Linked DNA regions of Homo sapiens: region 2 is linked to region 1. A link is a contact called in ENCODE Hi-C or POLR2A ChIA-PET data. All regions are on one chromosome and are shown on one strand. Each heading gives the region's core, a stretch centred on a gene start or an enhancer-like site at or near the end of the contact. The rest is flanking DNA. Distances are from core to core; before and after follow the strand shown. Region 1 has its middle 340 kb from the start of LINC00538. Region 2 holds the start of PROX1-AS1 (PROX1 antisense RNA 1).

Region 1 (4,834 bases), core at 1,504-4,003:
AGTGAGACTCCATCTCAAAAAAAAAAAAAAAAGACAGAGGTTTTAGGGGGTGATTAGGTCATGAGGACTCTACTCTCATGAGTGGGATTAGTGCCGTGATAAAAGAGGCCTGTAGTCCCAGCTACTCTAGGAGGTTGAGGTAGCAGGATCACTTGAGCCCGGGAGGTTGAGGCTGTGGTGAGCTATGACTGTGCCACCGTACTCCAGTCTGGGTGAGAGAGAGAGACCCTGTCTCAAAACAAAGAGGCCTGAGGGAGCTTATTGGCCCCTTCTACCACGTGAAGACAAAGGGCCATCTATGAGGAACAGGCCCTCAGCAGATGCCAAATCCACCAGTGCCTTGATCTTGGACTTCCCAGCCTCCAAAACTGTGAACAATAAATTTCTATTGTTTCTAAACCCACACTTAAGTATTTTGTTACAGCAACAGGATTGGACAAAGACACCATGTGGTTGGAGAAGGATTTTCTACCCTCCAATTTGGCTGAGTTGAGGGTGGGGAGATAACACTCAGTGGGATTTCTAGAGATTTGCTGGCTCAGAATTTTGCCTTCTTGCAGGAGGATGTCGAATCCCGTGCAAATGGTCATTTAATATTTTCTGGATGATCTTCAGGGATAATATTCTCAGGCTCCCTGGGTCCCCTTATTCCAATGTTTGAATATCTCAAAAATTAGGAAGTTTACTCTGGAGCTAATCAAAATCTCAGCTGCTTTACCTTAAATCCATTTAATTATTTCATTTTTTATGTATCAAACACTCCAATGCCTACAATATCCAAAGCATTAGGTTAGGCCCATTCCTCTTGGAGAGTTATCTGCAGATATGGATGATAGCAGCTCACCATCTACCCAATGAAAACCCTTCATCTTCTTGAAGGTATCTTCCCAGGCATCTCTGTGCCTCTTGCCCCACTCCATCTCCAGCCTTTCATACTTTCCCAGTGTTTAGAAAGACCAACAAGAGGCTACAGCAAGCTGGATGCCACCATTGGTTTTTAAGGCAGAAATATAGGGCTGCCCTGCCTTCCCCTCTATCCCCACCCTTGATAGAGCATTGATTTGTTTCCCTTTGGGTCTCTGGCCCCCACCGCAGATCTAGCACTCAATAAATAGTGGACACAGATGAAACAACCCTGTTCCTCACCCAACTTCCATGCCTGCTTCGGGCTCTGTCAATCCCTGGGCAGGTCCTGGAAAGCATAAAGGTAAAATGTAAACCTCAACATCAAACATTGCAGATCATGGGTGAAAGGTGCGGAATAGATGAGTTATTGCTGAAGGTTTCCAGGGATACAGAGGAGTCTCCAAAAACCCTCACTTGGAAGTGAGTCACCCCCGAAGGTGACTTGCGTGGGGGATTAGGGCACATGACCAGGCTAACGAGAACAAGAAAGCTTGGAGACCTGAGCCTGGCTGGCACACACCTTCCTTCTTCTACAGCCCAAAAGTGTGGGAATGTGAAGTGGGTCAATAAGGCCAGTGTGGGAACCCCTGCTGGGAGCAGAGACTGGACCATGTGACCAATCTCAGGGTCACCCCCAGGACACACTCACTGCCTGTCACTTAGCACCAAAGTCCCTGGGATCCATATCACCTACTTCCTTGTTTTGAGGCCAAAGGAGGTGGGAGGGGAGGAAAGATCACAAAGCCAGAGGATGAAGAGCCTGGAGCTTTAGAAGGATTGGTGCCCTTCTCCTCATCTGTCTCACTCTTTTAAGTTGGAGTCTCTTTCTTCACTTTGCTAATAATGTAAAGTATCAGCTAAAAATTGCAATGCATGCATTTCATTTAAGTTTTATTGCCCTAACAGACAGCATTAGATTACAAAAGAGGACATTTTTCTTCTCAGTTTTAGCTTATTCTGATGATTTATGATTAGATACAGCAAGAGTTCATAAACTTCCCTGACCTGCTGACAGTTTTTACAGGCTCCCAGATTTATTTCCATCTCAAACTTCACAGCTTTCATATGACTGATATTCCCAGCGTTGCGGTGTGGCCGAGCCAGGGGCTGAGAGAGTGCCTCTAATCTCCATGTTACTAATTTAAATGAAGTCTTGGTCTGTTGTTTAAAAAAGACATCAGTCATCCCGGGGAGGTTTACAGATCCTCTTGTAATGTAATGTCAGTCCCTTCTGAGATATGAGGTTTATAAAGCCTCACAATGTTGAGTGTTGGCAGACATGCCAAGGTCACCATGGATGGCAAACGGGAGGGGAGGGGAGGGAAATGCACTTCAGAGAGGGAGCAAAGAATCGCAAAGAAAGATTGGTCTCCTGGAGAGGCCAGATGTGACTGTCAAGAAAGAAACCTGAGGGCTGGTATCTGGGGGGAACAGGATAGGGAAAGGTGGAGTCATATTCTGATGGTGGGACCCCTTGCTCTCAATCCAGCATATCCCCTCTCCACTTGAAGCTGAGAAGCCCTGAGAAAACACAGCTCCTGGGCCCTTATCTGAAGATCATCCTGGGCACCCAGTCTTTGTTTGCATGGGACCCTTTGCCATACCATGCCATGTGTTAAGCCGTGCCATGTGTCTCGGTAGAGAGACCAGGAGATTGTGCTGCCATCTCCATGGCAGACAGTCTCCTGGAGTAGGGAGGCCTCAGGAGGAGAGACACCCCATTCACCCAGCTGTGTGAGGTCCCCAGAGGTGGCAGCATAGAGGTGGGACTCCATCCAGGGATTGAGGCAGAGCTGGGAAAATACAGATTCCTTGCACCTGCCTGGGCTGTTCTCACACATTCACACCCAGGTGCTGAAGGTCACTTGGGATCAGGACTTCAGACTGGGCAGGAGTTGCTTTTGTGTTATTTGGAGATCAGATAAGAAGTGACAAGTAGCAATAAGCTCTGGCTCACTGGAGAAATGGGCTGAGGACTTGTGGGATATGGGGGTGGAACACTTTTCATTCTCCTGGGAGCAGGGGAGGAGGGTGTGGAATAAATATTTCAGCAAGCAGTCCTTTCTCAGGGGGAGAAAGGCTGACCCCATGCATCCCCGGAGCCCTGGGCTCTGCAGAGGGAAAGTCTGTGTGATGAGGATTCACCATCCACAGCCACAGACCAACATGGGGCTAGGGAATGAGAGCAGGTAGCACTGCTGTTATCACCTGACATTCACTGAGCGCTAGCTATATGCCAGGCTCTGGGTAGGCTCTCAATTAACCTCAACAGCCTTGAAAATTAAGGAGGGTAAATGAAGTGGATGTTACAATTGCCATTTTACAGATGAGGCAACTGAGGCTTAGGGTATTACAGAATTAGCCCAAGGTTACACAGCAAGTGATGCAGCTGAAGTTCAAGTTCAGGTCTGAATGTATGTCCCAGTTTCTTACTCACATGCCCTAATACTAAGAAAACTATGAGTAAAAAAATACCCACTTTCTGTTTGTCTATAAAGATTTGGAACCCACCAGTCAACCATTGCCTTTTGCCCTGGAGAGACTCAGAAACAGTGGTTTATTTCAGTGTTTCTCAAAGTGTGGTTTGTAGTTTTCTGGGGGACCCACCTCCCAAGCTCCATATTAACACATGCCCTGGAAGATTCTTATGCATAAAACACCTAAGAACCATTCATCTTCTCAAAGCATGCAGTTGGTGTCCTGAAAAAATTAAGCAGTGAAGGAAATTAAACAGTTTCCCTGCAATTCCTGAGTTTTCTTCTCAAAACGTAGCCTCTCTCTTTTCCTAACATAAATTCCTAGAGCATAATATTAGGGAAGAAATGAGGATAAACATGCATTTCAAAGTCACTTCAGGAAGATTTGAAAATTATCTACCATTCGGTGTCATTTTTCTCTGCACCAGAGCATCCATAGATAATGGTGATATAGAAACAGCTGGACAAGCCAGATGTTGGCATTTGTTAACTGCAGCCATTTCTCTGTTAGAATACCAGATGTCCCTATTTGAGGGGATTTTCTCTGGAAAATCTGGTGAACCACATAGCAGTTTCTCAAAGAGTGTTCTAGGGACTGCCAGCATCCACAGCCTCTGTGGTGCTTGTTAATGATGTGTATTAGTCCATTTTCATGCTGCTGATAAAGACATACCTGAGACTGGGTAATTTACAAAGAAAAAGAGGTTTAAAGGACTCACAGTTCACAGTTCCACATGGCTGGGGAAGCCTCACAATCATGGCAGAAGGCGAAAAGCACATCTTACATGGTGCAGGCAAGACAGAATGAGAACCAAGCGAAAGGGGAAACTGCTTGAAAAAACATCAGAACTCATGACACTTATTTACTACCATGAGAATAGTATGGGGGAAACCACCCCATGATTCAATTATCTCCCACCAAGTCCCTTCCACAGCACGTGGGAATTATGGGGGCTAAAATTCAAGATGAGATTTGGGTGGGGACACAGCCAAACCATATCAAGATGCAAATTCCGAAGCTTCACTCCAGACCTACAAATCAGATACTCTGGGGGATGGGGTCCTGGAATCTGTGTTTTTCTTTTTTTTCTTTTTTTTTCTTTTTTCTTTTTTTTTTTTTTTTTTGAGACAGAATCTTGCTCTGCCACCCAGGCTGGAGTGCAATGGTGCAACCTCGGCTCACTGTAACCTCCACCTCCCGGGTTCAAGCGATTCTCCTCCCTCAGCCTCCTGAATAGCTGGGGTTACAGGCACACACCACCATGCCCAGCTAAGTTTTGTATTTTTCAAATAGACAGGGTTTCACCGTGTTCACCAGGCTGGTCTCGAACTCCTGACCTCAGGTGATCTGCCAGCCTTGGTCTCCCAAATTGCTGGGATTACAGTCATGAGCCATCGTGCCCAGCCTGGAATCTGTATTTTTAACAAGCTGTCTGAATTATTCTTACATA
Region 2 (4,834 bases), core at 745-3,244, 400 kb before region 1:
GAGAGAGAAGAGCGGGAGGAGAGGAGAGAGCAGCAGAGGAGGAGAGAGGAGAAGGGTAAAGAAGAGAAGAGGAGCGAAGCGGAGAGGGAGCAGGCGGACCCGGCGAGAGCTCTTTTGCGCCGCTCTGCTTTCCCCGGCTGCAATGGTGTATTATTTCAGAGCGCTCCCTCAGCTGAGGGCTCCGCTCCACAACAAGATTTACTTTAAGACACAGCTGAAGGAAACAGGAAGACTGCACGTCACAGTCTATCTGACGTACCCGGCCCCAGCACCCAATCGCGAGGCGCCTTCGGATTCAAGGGGGGATAGCAAGGCAAGAGAACTTGGGAGGAAAAAAAAATATAAAAGGGGTGGGGGTGAGGGGCTGGGAAGAGAGGAGGGGAGAGGGGCCCTGCGCTCCCCCTCCCCGGCCTCCATCCCCGGCCCCCACCCCCACCCCCACCCTGCCACAGCTTCGGGACGACTGGATCGCCGCGCCTGGGCCGGAGCGAGCCATCTGCGGGCACTATGCAAAGCGGGAGACGGCGCGAGCGGCGCCCGGCTCACACTAGCTCTTCCAGGACGCAGGTCTTTTTTTTTTTTTTTCTTTTTCTTTTTTCATTTCCCAGATACAGCTGATCGAGTTCGCCGAGTGGCCGAGCGAGTGAGCGCTCCTCCGACTTGGGTGGAGGAAGGCACGGAAAAGTATACGGGAGAAAAAGTGGGGGTTTTAGGGGTGGGGGTGGCATAGGAGGAGGGAGGGGGGGATCTGCAAATCATTCCACTTTTTAAACGATCATAGGTAGTGTCAAGGATACGTGTCACCCTTGGTTCCTTTTAAAGGGGAGGTGGACAATAAAATACAGGTAGGTTTGGTATTAAAATAATAGGTGCCAGAGGTTTCACATCGGGTCCGCTGCATCTGTTATTAGACGAAGATCAACATTGGCTGAGTCCCAGTTTATCTCCAGTCCAAATTATCAGGAAGAGGAATATTTACCCTTGGTTACCTCTGACATTAGTTGGATTGTAGGTAAAGCAGCCTTTAAAAATATATATGTTGCAAACATCTGGCGATTACCCTTCACTAATTCACTCGCCCCAGAAAGACCAAAGATAGCTGTTCAATACAGGATTTACACAGTTTTGACGCCTGGGCAACAAACTTTAAAGTTTATTAGGCAAGAAATTTCAAACGCATAAATCGCAGGCTCTAAAATAAAGCCCTAGAAAATTTACTTTGGTTTGACATTTCTTGCTTGAAAAATAACCAGCAAAATTTCTTTAGATAATGTGGCTCTTAAAGATCTCCTTGGGCTTTGCAAGTTACAAATGCAAGCGAGCCTCAGCCGCAGCTAGAACGTCCCTTTCACCGGGCACAGTAAACGGCTTTTAATAAAGCAGCCGCGTTTATGACCTAAAGATCCTATAAAAGCTGGGACTTGCAAGAGCTGCGAAGCAGAAACATTCATACATAGTCTATTAGACACTCATTTTTGTAAGTAGGAGGAGGACAAGTAGTCTTCGTGTGTCCCTCAAATTTAATCAGATCAAAGGTTGAATCATGCTGTGTCGTGACAACAGGGTATTTATGAGGTGTGTTACAAGTACACTGGCCAAACACTACCAATGTCTTCTGCGACACACACACACACACACTCCTTCCTAGGGAATTTACAATTTCAGCCTCAAATTCACCAAACCGTAAAGAGGATATTAAGCCCTCCCTTTGAATAAGAATAGCGATGTTAGTATGTCCGAGTCTATCCCGGCAGGAAACTTTTGGCACGAATTTCAAACAGTGAAAAGGAGAAAAAAAATTAGGTCGGTCAGGTTAGGTGTCGGCGATAAGAAAAGAGATTGCGGGAGCATCCCCAGCCTTCTTCTTTCCCCTTTTGCCGCCCCCACACACTCCCCCCACGCGTCTATCACGGAAGCAACACAGAGGAGCGCACACGCACCACTCACACCTCCAACTATTGACTGTTGTATCAGGTGTTCTAACCGGGATGTGACAGTTGAGGCTGGGAGCAGAAATAATCAACATGCCCATTAGATACAGGACGGAATAATGCTTCTATTGGTTGGGTCCCTTCGAGGTAAGCGGGTGTATTGAGCGGGGAAACTTGGGATCTGAGAATGGATCAAAGCTACTTTCTTTCTTATTTTTCGTCCTACTAGTTTTCTTTAAGAATCTTGGTTTGTACATATAAGTTAGCGCCAGCCCACAAATAAACTGGTAGGAGTAAGGGCTATATACCTTTCCACACCTTAAAACCATCTGCTCAGTTTGACATTTAAAAGGGCGGAGAGCAGAGAAGGAGGAGGGGGGAGTAGGGGGAAGAAAGGAGTCAGGGACAGAGAAAAAGATTCAAACGCGAAAAAAATGGCTTGCACTTTAGCCCACAAGTTTGTGTCAATTGCACATAGCGCTTGAATGCACGTTTTGCACACACCACGCCCGGGAACTGGCGGCGGGAAAAGTTCCCTGAGAACCCCAGTAAGTCCTGTGTCACGCCGTGGGCAAAAGCAGGCCTGAGTCGAAGTCGGGGTAACCCGCTTGCCGAACAAGGAAGCTCTCCCACCCCCAGCCTCGGCGGCAGAGGCTCCCGGCTCGCGACGCTCTGCCGCGGCGGTTCGCAGCCCGCATTAGGGCGCAGGAGCGGCGACTTGAAATAGGAGCGCGCGCCACGCTAGGCGAGCGAGATCGGTTCGCAGCCCAGCTCCGTGAGCTGCCTCGGCGCAGCCCTGTCCCGTGTCCTGTCCTCTACTGTCGGGGAGGCGTACAGGCCAGGCTCCTGGCAACCTCTCTTGCTAGAGCTGCGGCATTCTCCTGGGTCTCGGGCTGCCCTGGACAAGACTTGAGGCCCGAGCCCCCTATCTCGGGCGACTCCCGCTTTGTTTTCTGATAGGGGAGAAGCCTGGAGACAAGGAGTCGCCTAGATATTGGCTCCATCTCTGAAACCAGCCGCCAAGCCTAGGGTTAAGACAACTCCTCCCTCCGCCCCACTTCCAACACAACCCCAGTAACTTAGAAGTTAACGCAAGTTCTGACCGGTCTTGTAACACACTCTATCCGTGCAGGTTGCATTTACTTATTTATCTGAAGGGTGATCTGTGTGTTCTTAGACAAACTCGCAGTTATCACCCATGCATCTGGTTCTGGGTTAAATACACTTCGCCTTGACATTTGCTCGGTGTATGCTCACGCCTCCTGTTCTTTCTTAAAGCTGTTAGGTGGGGGCAGGAGGGAAGACAGTGTGTATAAGTAATTTAAAACCTTACAAACAACTGTTATCAGATCCTAAACAAACCAATTCTGAGAATTACAACCAGATTCAGTTGAGAGGCAAAAGTGGACGTGGATTTTGGAAAAGGGTGCCTAAGGACTTCCAGGTCAGCCACCCACCGCTACCACCACCACCACCGCCACCACTACCACCATCACTATCAGCACCCTGAAGAAGGGAAGAGAGGAAAACCAACCCCAGGGTGCAGGCCTGCCTGCTGCAAGCTTTCTAGAGGCAAAACTGACTGACGGCCTCTCACTCTCATCTCCTGTGCTCAGTGTGACGCCAAGCCCAACCTGGATTTGTTCTGAATGGGGGGGAAGTGAAATGCCACAAGATCAGTAGCAAGTAGCAGCTGCAGCGTTTTCTCTCCTGGGAACCCCACTGCTTAGAAGCCTCCTGAGTGATGTTTGTTTAACCAACAGCTTTCAAAGTAAACAGAAGCCAATCACTCCAAAGAAGTTGAAATATAACCCTTACAAGAATTTGGATCCAGGGGTGCTGGCAGAAAGAAAGTAATTTTTAAAATGATAAAGAACCCACTCCCAAATAAGAGTCTGCCACATTGCTTTAAGGAGCGCAGAATTGTCATGAAAATATAATTTCATCGAAAGGGCTAATTACAATAAGTTGACCTCGAAGAAAATCACTCTTCGCCCACAAAGACACACCCGCGGGGATGAGGAGGTTGTCAGTGATTGAAGGGACACACTACTACTTGATTTTATGGAAGTGGGCGAAAACAATCAAAGGGAAGTACATTCCCTGCCCTGGAGTAGTGAAGTGTAGGCTGGGAGCTCTTCGCCGCCAACCCTGGCTTTGCCTCAGGCACCGAACTTTCCAATACCAAGATATTAACAGATGGTGGTGAGCACATGGAGGGCTGCTACTTACATAATCTAGCCACTCCGCCCGGCTGCCCAGAGCCCGGCGAGGAACCGGCCAGGCCGCGCGCGCGCCTTCCGAGGGGTGCTCCCTGACATAACTTGCCTTTCTCCAACCCCACCCATCGTTTTGAGGGTTAGCATTTGGAGAGGCCGTGATTTAAAAAAACCAAACAAAAACAAAAACACCCAAAACATTGATTTGGCTGTGCTTTGTCTTCTTCAGTCCATAGTAGCGAAGAAGCTGGAAACCCAAAGGCTGAGAGAAACGGAGGGGATGCCTTCGGCGAGAAAGGGGTGCTCTCCCTACGTATCTGGGGGTTCCCGCGAGTGGAATTTACACAATTTACAACACTCTTGCCCACCATCTTTGGTTCAAATCCACATATCTTTTGCTGTCGCTTAAGTACAAAGGCAGTCTCGGGCCGCAACTCAAGGGGAGTGAGATGGGGTGAGGGTGTGAGTGTGAAGGGGACACCTTTGCACGCGGGGGCGCAGTGGGCAAAGTTACGCAAAGCCTCTGGGCACCGCTACACTTCCAAGCTGTGGCAGGGTTTTAAGCGCTCGATCCCGCTCGCAGGGAGTCCCTTTCGGATGTGTGGCCGCCTGCTGCCTTCACGCCCTCAGCCGCCTCCCAAGAGGCCCTGTCCCTCCTGGTGTGCCTGTGTACCTCCTCCAGTG

Evidence for each region. Hi-C counts contacts between places; a loop is a spot of excess contacts on that map. ChIA-PET counts read pairs that join two places held with the same protein, here RNA polymerase II (POLR2A). Pooled maps may share reads with other maps.
Region 2: a loop to region 1 is called in a map of pancreas, with 2.7 times the contacts of the local background. The contact joins the promoter of PROX1-AS1 here to the enhancer-like site in region 1. A Hi-C loop is called at or near these places in 1 of 168 maps with a recorded cell type or tissue (pancreas) and 1 of 50 pooled maps. POLR2A ChIA-PET finds 5 or more read pairs at or near these places in 1 of 52 experiments (HepG2).

What each region holds. Positions count from the first base shown.
Region 1 is chr1:213,583,495-213,588,328 of GRCh38, reverse strand. It overlaps a transcript of RPS6KC1 not described here. Among named protein-coding and RNA genes, the nearest start is that of LINC00538, 340 kb to the left of the region's middle. Within about 2 kb of position 2,753, at least 2 of the 41 ENCODE cell types and tissues checked have a DNase peak (open chromatin) inside an H3K27ac peak, as active enhancers do.
Region 2 is chr1:213,983,313-213,988,146 of GRCh38, reverse strand. It overlaps PROX1-AS1 (PROX1 antisense RNA 1), which reads left to right and starts at 1,994. Exons shown (of 6, transcript NR_037850.2): 1 at 1,994-2,078. PROX1 (prospero homeobox 1) reads right to left here and starts at 174. Exons shown (of 5, transcript NM_001270616.2): 1 at 1-174. RefSeq lists enhancers at 3,322-4,007, 4,008-4,694.